Linked DNA regions of Homo sapiens: region 2 is linked to region 1. A link is a loop called in an ENCODE intact Hi-C map of the cell type or tissue named here. Cell type or tissue: adrenal gland. All regions are shown on one strand. Each heading gives the region's core, and the rest is flanking DNA. Links, peaks and the distances in the headings are about the cores only. Region 1 overlaps DMRTA1 (DMRT like family A1). Region 2 has its middle 140 kb from the start of DMRTA1.

Region 1 (8,348 bases), core at 285-8,284:
ATCTCAGTAAGTAAGAACACCATTCAGTCCAGTTGTTTAGAGCAAAACTGTAGAAGAATCTTTGGTACCTTTCTTTTTTTTACACCCGAATCCCTAAGCAAATCTTACGGTTTCTACATTCAAAATGTATCTACCATCTTATTACTACTTACCACACCTCCAACTCTTTTTTTATTTTTACAATCATCTTCTAAGCCACTGTCGTCTCTTATCTGGTTTACACAACAACCTCCAAATGTATGTTTTTGCTCCCTTCTTTGCTCCTTTGTTCTCCACCACACAGTGAGAATGATCTTTTAAAATGACGTTTTCCTATGTCAAAAATCTCGACTTTGTATGTTGTCTTGAATGAAATTCATGCATATTCTGTGGATTATGTCAATTTCCTAGTTGTGACATTGCACTAAAATTATTCAAGATGTTACTCTTGGAGAAAAGTGGGTAAAAGGTATATGGGATGTTTCTGTACTGTTTCTTACAATGACAAGTAATTTTAAAATTATCTTAAAATAAATTTTTAAAGCTAGTGAAATCAACAGTAGGTCAGCCTAAAGACATTAGGCATTTACTATTATTGATTCCCTGTATTTAATATGTGCCCATGCTTTGATTCGGAGTAAGAAAAAATACTGCTTCATAAAGCTATACAATTGAAAAACTATGAAATTTATAATATTTTATATGCTTGATTTTGTTCTGTCAACTTGGCTAAGACTGGAAACTAAATTTCCCGGAATTTCCTTCCCTATATGTTTCAAAGTTTGAGTTGGCCCAAAGAGGAACTCTACAAGATTTACAAAGCAGAAAGGAAGCAGAAGTCATTACAGTGAGAAAGATTCAGCGGTACCCAGCAGGTCTTAACTTGTCCTTTCTCTCTTCCACTAGAAAATTAGCGTATATTCCTAATTGCTGATCTTGTCGACCAAGAGCAGCCCAATTCCCACCAGCAGGTGTTTGGCTGAGGACTCACGGATGTAGTAGCTACATAGAGAAAACTGCTTTCTATAGACACCTCCATAGTGCCCTTTCCATTAAGCCACTCTGGCAAGATCATGTGCACTGGGTTTTGGAGATTAAAAGTCGGAGTGGATTTATTACATGTTAACTGCTTATGCACCTCTAAATTATATTCCCTAGGAGACCCTCGAAGATGGTACCCCCTTGGTAAAGAAAGCACCATCATCATCAAAGTCCTCTGTTGTGGCTTTTCCCTGTATGCCAGGGATATCTGTGAGACTTGTGGCCAGGAAAATACCCTCCCTGAATTCACAAGGGATGATGTGACCCAGGAGTTGTGAAATCCAAGAAGTGGCACTTATATTACAGATACAAGATGGACATGAATTCTATGTTTTAAAAAATTGTGCTGAAGCAATTACCAGAATGATATGACCTACAGAGATGTTTTGCATTGACTAATCAATAATTGTGTTTCTACAAATGAAATAGGTGGGCAGGTTAATAAAGTCACACTTGATTTGTATAGGTGGAAAAGCACTAGGTCTGATAAAGCTAAGTCTGCCTCAAATTATCATAAGGAAAGTAATGACCCCTCAACATACTTCTAGAGTTGAACCTGTTTATAGACCCAGAGCCTCTTGCAGAAAGTGAAGATGGGTACTTGTAAGTAGAGACTCTGCTACACTTTCAGTAATTTACATAGTAAATATTTCTCCTAGCTTTCTCCGAAAGGACCTAAACCAATTTACCAAGAGACTATACATTAAGAAAATAAAAATAACCCTACTTTTTAGAATTTACCGAACAATAACTACTCTCTAGAAACCTAAACTGCCACTGTGGTCCACCAGGCTGGGTAGGTCTTAAAGAGGTGAGTAAGGTCTAATCATCAATGACAGTTTGGTTCAAGTCCATCTCACAGTGAGTCTAATGGGCTCCCAAATCTATTCTACATTTATTTCCTCATTTCTGGAAAGCATCTTTGGAAGATACATATTCAAAAACTGGCAGAATTTCCACATTGGATCTCTGACACAGGGACTGAGGACTATTACAATTGGAAATGTCAAATAGAGTCTTAAGAACTTTTCTCCCTCCCAAAGCAGTGAAACAAAAGCAATAACACATTCCTAGAGGGACCACCAAAGTTTGTGCCACAGTCAAGGATGGAAGGGGTCCTAACACATTCCCATTCAAATCACCTATTTGGCCTGTGGCTAAGGCAGATGGATCTTGTGGAATGACATAAACTTAATTAGGTAATGATTATAACTGCAGTTGTATTTCCAGATGTAGTTGCTTTATTGGAACAAACCAACACAGCCTCTTTTTTGTAGTTTTAGGCTGCTGATGTCATAAATACTTTTTCTCTATACTTGTTAGTAAGAACCACTAGAAGCAGTAATGCACGTAGCATTCCTTAAGACTATTTCAACTCTCCAGCTCTCTGCTACAGTGTAGTCCACCAGGAAGTTGTTTGCTTCTCCACTCTATGGGACATCAAGCAAGTCTACTACATAGATAGGCCACCAAGAACTTGTTTGCTTCTCCATTCTACGGGACATCAAGCAAGCCTACTATATAGATATCATTCTGATTGAACCCAATAAGCAGAAGGTAGAAAATACTCTAGATATCTTGTCCAGAGATATGCATGCCAGAGGCTTGAAGAATAAACCCTATAAACATTCACGAGCATGTAATATCTGTGGAATTTGTAGGAATTAGGGCCTGGTGCATATTGAAACATCTCTTATCAGATGGAAAACATGTTTGTGTATCTGACACCTGCTATCTCTAAGAGGTGGAGCTCTGTATTTTGGTTCCAATAGATACCTGATTTGGGCATCTTACTTTAAACCATTTACCAAATAATCCAATAAGCTCTCAGTTTTGAGTCAGGCCCAGATTACAAGGTGGTTCTGCAACAGAGCCAAACTGTCATTCAACCTCTCCTGCCATGTGGGCCATATAACCCAGCAAATCCAATGGGGCTTGAGGTGTCTTATGGCAGCTAGAGATCCTAAGGGAAACCTTCAGCAGATCCTTATAGGTGATTCACAGTATACCCCTCTCAGACTTCAGAGAAAAGTTTTGTTTTCTCACAGGGAATTATTGTCCTTTTGAGAAACTGCTTCCTTCTTGTTACAGGTTCCCACCAGAGTCCTGACACTTAGTATTGGCCATCAAATAAGCAGGTGACCATAAGTATTCATATTAACAAGGTGTTGTCTGACTCGCCAAGTGTTACGTAGCAGTACTTCATCAAGTGGAAACAATAGATGAATTTTCCTCCAAAGATGTTGAAGTAAGTCATAAATAAGTTGCATAGAAAGTGGCTTAAATTCCCATGGCTTCTATTCCTGCCACACCACCTCCTCTCTCTTATGTGGAGCTGTCTATTACAGCAGAATGAGGAAGAACAATTTTATCCTTGTTCACAGTTGGTTCTGCCCTATTCTGGCACTATCTGAATTGGACGATGAGGCACTACAGGTGTGGCCTTGAAGTATAGTGGTGAAGAAAATTTTTCCAACGGGAAGAACTTCAAGCTATACACCTGATTGTTCATTTTGCCTGGCAGGAGATATGGATAGAGGTACATATCTGGAATCAGTCATGAGCAGTGACTAACAGTTTGGCTGGATGGTAAGCAAGTTAGAAGAAACAAGATTGGAAAATCAGTAACAAGGTCTAGAGAAAAAGTATACAGAAAGACTTCTCTAAATGGGCACAAAATATGAAGATATTTTTGTCTTACATAAATGCTCAAATAAGAGCAGCTTCCCAAGAGGAATATCTTAAAAATCTCATGCACAAGATTACCCATTCTTTTATTCCCATAATTGCCCAGTTGGCTCATGAAGAGAATGATCATGGAAGCAGAGATGGAGTCTATGCGTGGTCTCAGCAACATGGACTTCCATTCATTAAGGCCAGTTTGGATAGAGCCACTGCTGACTACCCAAACTGCCAAGAGCAAAGATCTACACTGAGTCCCTGAAATAGCACCATTCCCTGGAGGAACCAGCCAGCCACCTGGTGGCAGGTTGATTACATTGGATCACTTCCATCATTGAAGGAGTACCTCTTTGTTCTCACTGAGGAAAAACAACAACAACAAAAAACACTTATGTTAGATATGGTTTTGCCTTTCCCACTCCTGATGTTTCTGCTAAAACCACCAGCTGTGGGTTTACACAATGCCTTATTCACCTTTATAGTATTCCATATGACATTACTTCTGACAAAGAAACTCATTTTATAGCAAATGAAGTGCAATGTTGGGCTCATGCTCATGCAATTTACTGGTATCCTCCTGTTCCCTTCATCCTGAAACAGCTGGTCTAATAAAATTATGGAATGGTCTTTGGAAGACTCAGTTATGGCACCAGCTGGTGAAAGCACTTTATGGGGCTGCAATAATGTCTTCCTGGATGTAAGATATGCTTTGAATCACCTATAAATATGTAGCGATGTTTCTCCTATACCCAGGATTCATGAGTCTGGGAATCATAGGGTAGATATGAGAATGACTCCTTTCACATTAATCCTAATGATCCACTGGTAATATTTTTGTTCAGATTCTCTACAAATTTTGACCTTTCAGGTTCAGAGAACTTACTTCCCAAAGAAGAAATTCATGACAGAATACAACATTGTACTGGAATTCGCAACTACCACTGGCTATTTGGGGCACCTCAGACACTGAAACAACAGGAAAGAGGCAGGGGTAGCATTCCCAGTATTCAGAAGATCCTCCAGAGCATCACTTAGACTTTCAATATTTTGTGGTAAAAGTTCATGAAAAGCTACAACAACCTAATAGAGGCAGGGCTATAATGGTAGAGATGCTTCACGAACCAGGATTTGGGTCACTCTATCAAGTAAGGAACCACAATTAACTGAGACACTTTCAGGGAGCAGAGAAAATATGAATTGCCTAGTGGAAGAAGGCAGTTATAAATAACATCTGTGGTCTTATGACCAGTTATGATCCCATGACTGAACATGAGGGCTCTAGTAGATAAAAAATATTTATCAATGTATTTATTGCTTCAAAGTAAGTGTATTTGTGTGTGTGTGTGTTTCCCCTTTCTCCTAGTCTAACAAAAGATTTATTAATAGTAGTTACCTATATCTCAGGATTAAAGCTATAGGATATTCAAAGGAGGGTTTGACTGAGTACAACAGAAATGAGCATAACCCACAGATAGGTAAGTCACTTTGTGTGTTCCCTTTTGGGGAGTGGGCTAGTGTGTTTTTGTTGTACGAAATATGGTTATATCAACTGCAGGTAAAAGAATGATTTTGTTTTTGCTCTGAAAGCCGTGTTGACAAGGAGTACACTGTACTAGACTACACTATCAGTTTGGCTGACTGCAAATTACATTTCTCAGAATTCCCTTTCCTGTATTGTTCAAAGTGAGATTGGCCCAGAAAAAGGAATTATGGTGAGATTGTTAAGGTAGAAGTGAAACACAAGTCATTAAGGTTAGATACCCAGTGATTTCCAGGCTGTCTTCACTTTTCCTTACTCCACATCTAGCTTGTCTTCCTGCCTTCTGACCTCACTGACCCATGGTGGCACAGGTTCACCACCAGGTGTTTGCTCACAGACCAACAGAGCTAGAACCTACACAGAGGCACTGGTTTCCCATAGCCCCCCTTCAGAACCCCTGGCTGGGAACCATTTGAGTGATTGGACATGCTGGACTTCACAGAGCTTCAGTTCCCACTTGTCAGCCCACACCAGTGCTTCAAGTAGATGAGTGAATCTTTCTCTTATCTGCCAATTTCCCTCTTCCAGACATTCATTTTCAAGCTCCTCCTTTGTTTATGTTAGGTTAAATTTCTATAACTCCCTTATTTCCACATATTACATGGACTCTGTTTTCCTGACAACCCCAATAAATGTAGCATAAACACAAACTATGATTTCGATGTTTATTTTCTTCAGAAAGCCCTGAAAATAATCCAAATAACATATACGAGAATATGTTACAAAACACGTGGCTCGCCTATGAAATGAACAACCAAACACGAAGTCTGGAACTAAGCCTGTACGCTGCTCTAGTGATGGCTGCCCTTTGGGCTCCACATCCACTAAGTGGATTAAATGCAATTACAGTACTCTTTGTTGAGAGACTGCCACGAGGGGGCAAAGATAATATCTTAATACAAAGTAATAACAGTGAGAGTTATTTATTTAGCATCCCGTATATAAGCATTACTGTACTCTGCCGTTTATTTAAGCTTTTATCTCCACGAATCTTGCAAGTTAAATATTATTACCCTTGTTTTGCTGAGAAGAAATAAATGTCCAAAGAGTATAAGTAACCTGTCCAAGTCATATAGATAAATCCATTCTAGGTTTCCTCAATTCCAAAACAATTGCTTCTTCTAGAAAGACATATTGGTATTTACCTTATAGGAATTGTACTAATATTTGTCTTCAGTGTTCTCCCATATCCTCTTTAAGCCCCACTCATGCCTATATACCTTACACTAACCTCTGTCAGTTTTATTCCCTTGTAAGTCACGCACTGCGTTCTATGTCTTTCTTTTCTGCCTACTCTCAGGAGGCTATCACATAGGCAAAATTCTGATGAGCAAAACTGCACTGTGTTTTATTGATAAATAATGGTAGGGTGTTTTAATTTTCATGGCCTTAGAATTGAAATTCCATGACTTATTTATTTAACAAATACTTTCCATGTTTCTAATGAGCTACAAAATGATTCAGTCCCAATATTAAAGCAGTAATTAAAAATCCCATCAATCAGGCTCTGATTGGTATTTTCTACATGCATTTTTCAATGAGTTCCAGATGCTTTATCATACGAGGCAGCCACTACACTCTTGGACAGCTGTTAACTGTGAAAAAAGTCATTCCTTATGTTCTTCTGAATACTCTATGAAATGTTTGCCTCTTAGGCCCTCTATATGATACAGAATAAACCCAATTCATTTTTGTTATATGCTAGCTCTTAAAGCATTTACCCCCTCTTTCTTCCCACCACTAATTAGTGGCTTAGGAGTTCAGGCTTCAAGCAGCATCCATGGATATAAATATCAAGATTACAAAGAACTCATTGATGTACCAACACTGTCAAATAATACCAACATTGGTTGATTGGTTGTTTTTGTACACACAATATAGACCGTGAGCAACTTGAGGCAAAGTCTTGTATCTTAATCATTTCTTTATCTCTTGTGTCTAACACAGTGCATGGCACAAATAGATTATTAAAAATATTAAATAGGTGTTGAATGAAGAAATTATTAAGCTAATACTTGCTTTTATTTTTTTTCAGTCAGTGGAAATCTAGTGTATAGGTTGAGAACCTATATCAGACACTGTTCAAGGCCATGAATGAAAAAAACAGACATGAATCCTTCCTCAGACATTGGAGTCTGAAATTGCTGAAGTGAGCACAGTAATTCCACTGCAGATGACTCATATTACTAACCTTAGGGAGAAAAAACCCTACTGCTGAGCCCCAATTTCCTCATATACTACTGAGTTGTTAGACAAATGACCTATTTGATAAGATTAAGTCCTTAAATTATTATAAAGAGTATGGAATGTGTAAGGCATTATATAAATTAAGTTTTATGATTATAAAACTATTTTATAAATTCGAATACTGCCCAAAATGGATGTTCTCCCAAGGTCAAAAGCAATTCAGTTTCTCAGATACAAGCACATCATTATAAAACCACATACATAATGCAGTAACTCTAGGATTTTTTTTTAAACCATATCTCTATTGTATAATGTAACTTCCTTTAGAGCACAATATTTTACATTCAGTATCCTCTACAGGATCTAGCACTTTTCAGAAAAATAGCATTCAATAAGTGGATTAATGCAATAGAAACAACTGAAGAATCACCAAGGAATCTAACCTGAATACCATTTAGGAGATTCAAGAACCCAGTGAAATTGTATGCAAAACTGTGTGTCTGTACGCCATTTTGTAGAGTTCTTCAGTTTTATCAGAGTCTCAAAGAGATCTATTATATATAAGAGTTTCTTACTCAGTATATATGAATTGAATTTCAACTACTTGCTAGACATTGTACTACGGTTTAGGCTTAGAATATAAAACTTTTTTATAATAAATGAATATTGAGTACATCGAAATTTTTCAAGATCTGCTTTCTTATATTCACACCATTAAAATTAATGCATAACCTAATAAACACATTTACATCCTAAATCAGCATCAGATACTCTGAAGTAATTTAATATCACATTTGCTGGCAAAATATTCCTTGGAAATACATTCTTACTGGCTTCATGAAAAACGCCTCCATGATAATATAACCTATAGGGGTTTAATGTATGTCTACATAGACTTATATATGTGCATATAGATGCA
Region 2 (8,348 bases), core at 113-8,112, 160 kb after region 1:
GACCTCTCTGAGACTTTGTTTCCTTGTTTGTAAAATTAAGGTAAATGTAGGACTTACCTCATAGGGTTATAGTAAGGATTGAATGACCCAATGTATGGAAAGTACTTAACAGTATCCAGTACAAATTAAGAAATCTTTTCTTTTCTATTTTGTTTTGTTTTTTTTTTTGAGATGGAGTCTCGCTCTTGTTGCCCAGGCTGGAGTGCAGTGGTACGATCTGGGCTCACTGCTACCTCTGTCTCCCGGATTCAAGGAATTCTCCTGCCTCAGCCTCCTGAGTAGCTGAAATTACAGGCACCCACCACCACACCTGGCTAATTTTCGTAGTTTTGGTAGAGATGGGTTTTCACCATGTTGGCCAGGCTGGTCTTGAACTACTGACCTCAAGTGATCTGCCTGCCTTGGCCTCCCAAAGTGCTGGGATTACAGGCATGAGCCACCGTGCCCGGCTTGTAATTCTTAATAGTAATATTAATATTATTAATCCATGAATTCTACACATGACTCAGTTTTTGCTGCTTGTGTCTCAGTCCTGATATCCAAACATCTTACCTGCTTTTTGACCTCTCTTGGTACATATCTATTTGTCCTGGTCTCCTATTCTTTGTTCTTTCTTGGTTGCCTTTTGTCATACACTGTGGCACTTAATAGTGACTTATAGTGCCTCTCTGAGCTTCCCTGCCAAGCTGACTTCCATTGCCTTAGTCACTGGCCCTGCCACCTCCTCATTGGTACAGAAGAAACTCCTAATCCTGACTCTACATAGTCAAACTTACATTGCTGCTTCAACCTTTTTGTCTTGTATGAAATCAAGACAAGGATATGGGTACCAACTCTTGAATTACGTGTCTCTTTTGATAAACAACTTTTTCCCATACTTTTCTAATATTAGCCATCCAATTTAAAAGTCAGATTAACAGAAACCCAGGAAGACACTATGTCATTTAGTCAATCATTCGCTCATTACTTATCTATTTAGACACACTGAAGACGAAAGAGCTTACTGCAACCAGAGTAAAGATTACTCCTCAACCCCAACTACTTTCTTCTTTCTTATCTCTACAACTATGACTCAAAAGAGCATAAACATGTACAGGAGTGACACATGTAGAGTATTAGAGCACTCACGGGAATATTGAAAATCTCAAAAATATAAGAGAATGCCATGAACTTGCCTAATACAAGAGGAAAGATCAAACCCCAGGAAAAGGGGGGACATAAAGCAGGAACTTTAGAAGTACCAAAATAATAAGAGCTGAGATACAGGAAAATGGGTTTAGGTGGTATGAGAAACAAAGAAAAGGCATTTCTGCATAATAAACATTTATTTAGGGATCACACAGAGATTTTGGCAGTGAGGTCCCACACTCTTTGGTAGTGAATAGAAAGGAATTCACTAGACTAAAACAAACATTGATGACTTTTTCATGATATTTCCCCATTCCATTCTGGTTTGAATTTATTCACCGGGAATATTGAATAAAGAGCCGCTTAGACATGATCTCAAAGACATGTGCACACCCACATTCATTGCAGCATTTCATACAGTAGCCAATTGATGCAACCCAATGTCCATCAACAAATAAATGGATAAAGAAAATGTGGTATATATATACAATGGAATATTATTGGCCTTAAAAAAGAAGGAAATCCTGTTACATACTACAACACTGGTGAACCTTGAGGACGTTAGGCTAAATGAAATAGGCCAGTCATAGAAGACAAATACTGTATGATTCCATTTATATGAAGTATTTAAAGGAATCCAATTCATAGAAACAAAAAGTAGAATGGTAGTTTCCAGGAACTGGAGGGGAGGGGGAAATGGGGAGTTGTTCAATGGATACAGAGTTGCCGTTTTACAAGATAAAAAGTGCTGGAGATCTGTTGCGAAACAATGCGAAAATACTTAACACCACTGAGCTGCACACTTAAAATGGTTAAGATGGTAAATTTTAGGTCATGTGTTTCTTACCACCATTTTTTAGAAAATTGTTGATTAAACCTTTTTCAGCAGTGTGTGTGTGTGTGTGTGTGTGTGTGTGTGTGTACGTGCATGCATGTTTTCTTTTGGTTGAGATGAGTACATTGCAGTAAACAACCTCCACAACTACCCCCAGCAATAGTAGTCTATCACGACCCTTTAATGTGGATGATGTAGTGGCTGGGGAATCCACCCATGGAGACAACCCAGCGGGAAGAAATAAAGCACAATCTCCTCTTTCTCCCTCCATAGAGAAGAACATATAGGTACAACTTACAGACCAAAGATAGCAAGCCTGCTGCTATGTTACAAGGATTCAAAGCAAATTCGATATAAGGTTGCATCCATCATTCGCTGTTGATTTATAAGTGGTAAAGAGCATTCCTATCGTACTATATTAATCAGGGTCAAAGCTCCATTTTTTTCCATTTTTTTCAGTATGCCCAAAAAAGTCTTTAGCCACTCATCCTCCAAAGTCTCAGTGCCTCCCCCACACCCTGTCACACACATACATGCTATTCTAAAACATCTCAGGATTCTCTTAAATAAAACTCTATTTCACCATTGTGATTACACTTCTGATCATTTTATAACTTTTGGACATTTAATCCATATAATGGCTGTATTCATTTTTGTTGATGTTCTTGCTATTTTTTATAATGTCATATATGTACCTATATATATTATGAGGCATATCCAACTTGGTCAAATTTTGTGTTTTTTTCTTTAGTAAAGACAGCAGGCATGAAGGTAACTCATTATCAGTACATATCACAGGCTAAAATCTTTGAAAATGCAAAAGTTATTTTATAAATTTCTACTAGTTAAATTTTTCTGCCTTTCTAAAGCCTCAACTGTAGATGCTGGTATTTTCTGACTCTCTTTTGAGACAAAATTTCATTTTAGGATTAATCACCTCATAGCAGACAGCAGCTTCATAAATTCTTACAGCCAAGTAGCAGGCACTCTGCTAAGCACTTTACAAACATTATCTTTTTCATTCCTCACAGTAAGCCTATGAGAAAGGTATTATCATTATTAACCCTAATTTATGAATAAGAAAATTGAGATTAGAGAGATTAAATAGATTACCCATGCTCTGGTTTCTCTTCAGATCGTATAAATCTTTCACCTTTTACTAAATAGATTACCCAAAGTTACATAATAAGTAGAAGAGCAAAGATTGTAACTCATTCACCATAAACTTTCTGCTTAGTCCAAACTTTTGCGGAAAACTCGGGTTTAATTCATTATTCATTTCACCAAACAAGACTATAACCTTCTCAGTAGCTATCAAAATGTCTTGGTACATTCATCATTTGTTCAGTCATTGCCTTATTCATTCAATGAGCATTGTTCTAGGTACTAGGTACAGCTATGAACACACATCCTACTCTCATGGAACTCATGGTCTAGTTCATATTGAAGGGGCTCCAGTATCTGCACTAATAAGAAGAATTCTCATAGAGGGACAGCGCTCTTTGTCTTCCACGCTAGGATCAGAGAGCCAGTGCAAGACAGAAGGTTTTATGTTGTGTGGTGTAAGTAAAAAGCAATCACTCCTTGTGAAGAATAGTGTTTCCTCTTTTCCATTTGTATCAAAGTTTACAGACACAACTTACCTAAGTTACATGAATTTTCACAAATATGCCCTATGATATTGATTTAGTTGTGTATGAGGTGACTTTTTGAAAAGAAGCATATATTCCGACTCTTCACATATCTTCTTTAGCTGTTATTAAAATCTTAAAGATAAATATACTAGGAGTATAGTTGGTACTCTTTTTCCCTAAACTTCTTGCTTTTCACTTGCCCATTTACGAGTTCAAAGAAGTTCCTTATCCAACAAATGGGCTTTCACAAAACATGCAATGATAAGAGACAAAGCCAGTATCTTGACAAATGGAGATTCATTTTTCTCAGCACAACATATTAAAAAAAAAAAAAAAGGGTTAGAGCCTCCAAGTGAAAAACCCTGAAGGGGAACAACTCGTAAGTTCACAAGTCTTAAAACTTCAGAATTGCTAAATCGTCAACTTTCATGTCCCATTAAATGTGCAGACTCAAAAATCCTGGATTTACTCTTGTTTTATTTAACAAGGGCTGATTAGCTTTGCAATTAAGCCATATAGTTCTTAGGCTTTGCTCTGAAAGAATACCCATCTACTTACTGCCACTTAAAAAGTCTTACTTTCTTTATAATAGCCTTTTTGGTTAGTTTCAATTGGGAAGAACAGCCAATATCTCACAGCACCATTTAACACAAACTCAGTCTACAAGTACACTAAGGAACAAGCAATCGTCTCAGCTTGTAGTTAATGAATCAAAGTTTAAGACGACAAATTGGCTTGCTGAGGCAAAATAGTTAATTAACTTTTAGTCAGAAATATTCATCTTGCTTTCCTGGCATAAACAAGTCTCATAAACTCTGTTTACTTACTCAAGTGTTTTTCTCCTCTTCTACATCCCTAGGCATCATTCAGAGCTCTTAATATATCATGTCAGACTATCTTCATAATTTTCATCCAATTTTTTAAGTTTTCAGCCTCTAAGACAAAAAAAAAAAATACATCCCCTCATTAATCTGGGTTCTGTAAACAGTGGAGTACACATTAAAACAAAAAAGAAAAGAAAACCTCCAACATTAAATTCTGTAGGCTCCATGACTTTGGAGGCTAATTGAATCAGACTTCGTGTTCCTTAAAGTAAACACATTAATTTCAGATGTTCAGTTAACTCGGTTTGTTTAGCCTGTCAGGTAAGCCTGTAGACTAATGTAGCAGTGGCTAGCGTGTCCAATTAGCAAAGAGGTTTAATGGCAACTACTCCAGACCCTCTTGCCTCTGGTACTTTACAGATGTACCATTTCCTTAAAACAAAATTTTAAATATTAGCTAATAAGAGAACTATGTCAACAGCTTTGATGAATATATACCTGAACAGCGATTACATTATATACTCCTTAACCAATCTTCCAAGCTGGCCTTTTGCTAATTTTTCCCCCAATTTTCATGTTTCTTCTGGAGAAACACTCATACTTTCACTGGCAACAACATCTATTTGTTATCCTCTGTCATTGCCTGTGTTTTCTAAGGGAAGTCTGTCTGCTACAGTGAATGCTTACATTTAACAGCTACTAACAACAAATGCTGCTTAAATTTTTTTCTTTGCTGTGTTGCCACAACGTTTACATTTTTTTCCTAGCTCTGTGCCAGTTTTCTGAAACCTCAAGTCAACATCATTTTATGAGATGGTTTTTCCAAAAGCAAATTATAGGTTCATAAATTAAGTAAGTGTGGGACCAGAAATGGTGCTTATTTTTGAAATGACTCATTTGTGTGTCTGTATGAAAAGTCAGGTAAATGCCTTCCTACATACATTTAGAGACAAACATAGTGTGCTAGAGAAAGCAACCCTCGACTAAAAAATAAATTATGCTCCCACAAAGTTTATTTGTATGTTGTCATATTTTCCCATAAGTTAAACATATTTTAACTTAGGTAAGTATTTAACTTATGTGAGTTAAACATACTTTCCCATAAAACCAATCCAAAATAAGGTTGATATTGTTTAAGTCAACAAACATTTATCTGACTCCTACAATGCACCAGGTGAAGTTCTAAGAGCCAGGAGTACTAAGATGAATAAGACAGGGTGCTGTCCTCAAGATTTACAAGGTAATAGGACAGAATTTATTTTTATGGGAAATGTATTCAAAGATTTTCCTTAGGAGTCTAAGCATGTATTTTTTTCACTCTACTGATGGATACTCATATACCTCTAGCTACCACCTTCCTAACACCTAACACCTGGAGCAGACTCTCCAATGTGGAATGATAAGTGCATGAGTTATTAAGTGAAATAAAAAAGGTACTCACCCAAGGAAAGGACGAGGGGAGTATGAATGGATAGAAAGCCTTTCTGAAGAAGACGATAGATCAGTTGAATCATGAGGGATGGGTGAAATTCATTACACCACGGAGTCTCAAAAAGTGTGAATTCAGACCATCAGCATCAACCTGATGTAAGAACTTGTTAGAAATCTAAACTAGGAGGTGGAACAAGATGGAAGAATAGAAAGCTACACCAATGGTTCCCCCAAACAAGGATATCGATTTAACTACTATCTACACAGAAAGAGCACCTTCATAAGGACCAAAAACCAGGTGAGCACTCACAGTACCTAATTTTAACTTCACATCTCAGAAAGAAGCACTGAAGAGACAGAAAAAACAGTACTGAATTGTGGATGCCATCTGTCTCCCACCACAGACAGAAACAGCATGGTTCAGAGAGCATCTCTGGGCACTGGAAGAGGGAGAACTCAGAAATTGTGAGGCACTGAACTCAGTTCTCTCCTGTTAGAACAGAAAGGAAAAGCAAATCAAACTTAGCAGATGCCCACACACAGATGGTGCCTTTAATCCATCCCTTGCCAGAGGGGAATTGCTAATCCCAGCAGCCCAAACTTGAGTGCCCACAAACCTCCCCACCAAGGGGCAAAAAGCCTTTTGTCTCTAAGTAAACTTAAAAGGCAGTCTAGGCCATAAGGACTGCAACTTCTAGGTGGATCCTAGGGCTGAACCGGGCCCAGAGACAATGAACTGAGGGGACATGTGACATACTGAGACACCAACTGGGACAGCCAAGAGAGTTCTGGCATCACCCCCTTCCCATTCCCAGACTGAACAGCCTATGGGTCCAAAAGAGACCCCTTTCTTCTGCTTGAGGAGAGGAGAGGAAACAAAGGGGAGAACTTTGTCTTCCATCTGGGATGCCAGCTCAGACACAGCAGGATAGGACACTAGTCAGAGTCATGGGGTCTCTGTTCCAGACCCAAGCTCTCAGACAACATTTCTACACACACCTTGGGCCAGGAGGGAACTGGCTGTCTTAAAGGAAATGACCCAGTTCTGGAAGTATTAATCACCTGCTAACTAAAGAGCCCTTGGGACCTGAATAACAAGCAGCAATACCCAAGTATGACATCGAAGGCCTTAGTGAGCCTCTGAGACTTACTGGTTTCAGATGAGACTCAGCACATTACCAGCTGTGGTGGCTAAAGGGAAAAATTCCTTTCCTTCTGCTTGAGAAAACCAGAGGGAAAAGTAAAGGGGACTCTGTCTTGCACCTTAGGTACTAACATGGCCACAAGGGGGGTAGAGCACCAAGTGGACTCTTAGGGTACCCAATTCCAGGACTTCATTATTTGATGGTATTTCTGGACCTGCCCTGGGCCAGAGAAAAGCCACTGCCGTGAAGGGTAAGTACTAGGCCAGGCAGCTTTCAACACAAGCTGACTTAAGAGACCTTGGGCATTAAGGGAACACTGGTGGTAGTCTATCATTATCCCACATGGCCAGGGGTGTTGGTGGCTACGAGGTGAGGCCTTTCTGCCTTTGGAAAGGCAAGGGAAGAGTGGGAAGAACTGCATCTTATAGTTTGAGTACCAACTCAGCTGCAATAAAAGGAATGCCAGGTAGACTTCTAAGGTTTATGACTCTAGTCTCTGACTCCCAGATGACACTGCAGTACCCACCCGGGGCCTGGGGGAACTCACTGACCTGTAAAGAAGGACACGGGCCTGGCTGGCTTAGCCACTGCCTGATTATAGAGCCCTGGGGCCTTGAGCGAACACAGGCAGTAGCCAGGGAGTGGTTACAGCAGGCCTTGGGTGAGACCCAGTACTGTGCTGGCTTCAGGTCTGACCCACTGCATTCATAATGGTGGTGGTTACAGGAGCGCTTGTATCACTCCACCTCTGCTCCAGGTGTCTCAAAACAGAGAGAGAGTCTCAGTACGTTTAGGGGAAAGTAAGGGAAGAGAACAAGAATATCTGCCTGGTAATCCAGAGAATTCTCCTGGATGTTGTCCAAGACCATCAAGGTGATACCTCTGTGAGTCTGCAAGAACTACAGTGTTACTGGGCTTGAGGTGCCTCCTAAAGCATATACAGCCTTAGATCACAACACCCAAGTCCTTTCAAATATCTGGAAAGCCTCCCAAGAAGGATGGCTACATATAAGCTCAGACAGTGAAGACTACAATAAGTACCTAACTTTTCAATGCCCAGACACCCAAGAACATTGACTAGCATCAACACCATCCAGCAAAACATGACCTCACCAAATGAACTAAATAAGGCACCAGAGATCAATCCTAGAGAAACAGAGATAAGTGACCTTTCAGAAGGAGAATTCAAACAGCTGTATTGAGGAAACTCAAAGAAATTCAAGATAACACAGAGAAAAAAATCAGAATTCTATCAGATAAAGTTAACGAAGAGATTGAAATAGTTAAAGGAATCAAGAAGAAATTCTGGAGCTGAAAAATGCAGTTGGCACACTGAAGAATGCATCAGAGT

The links. A loop is a pair of places that touch in the nucleus more often than their neighbours do. Peaks named below come from ENCODE experiments on the same cell type or tissue, not always from the same donor. Only the 100,000 strongest peaks of a DNase experiment are listed, where the experiment ranks them.
Region 2: it touches region 1 in a loop (4-fold over the local background); 74 of 110 quality-filtered maps call a loop at or near these places.

What each region holds. Positions count from the first base shown.
Region 1 is chr9:22,453,286-22,461,633 of GRCh38, reverse strand. DMRTA1 (DMRT like family A1) reads right to left here. Exons shown (of 2, transcript NM_022160.3): 2 at 5,894-8,348. Among named protein-coding and RNA genes, the nearest start is that of DMRTA1, 11 kb to the right of the region's middle. In adrenal gland, for the core only: no CTCF peak of the experiment used is centred there; no DNase peak of the experiment used is centred there.
Region 2 is chr9:22,297,784-22,306,131 of GRCh38, reverse strand. No RefSeq gene overlaps it. Among named protein-coding and RNA genes, the nearest start is that of DMRTA1, 140 kb to the left of the region's middle. In adrenal gland, for the core only: no CTCF peak of the experiment used is centred there; no DNase peak of the experiment used is centred there.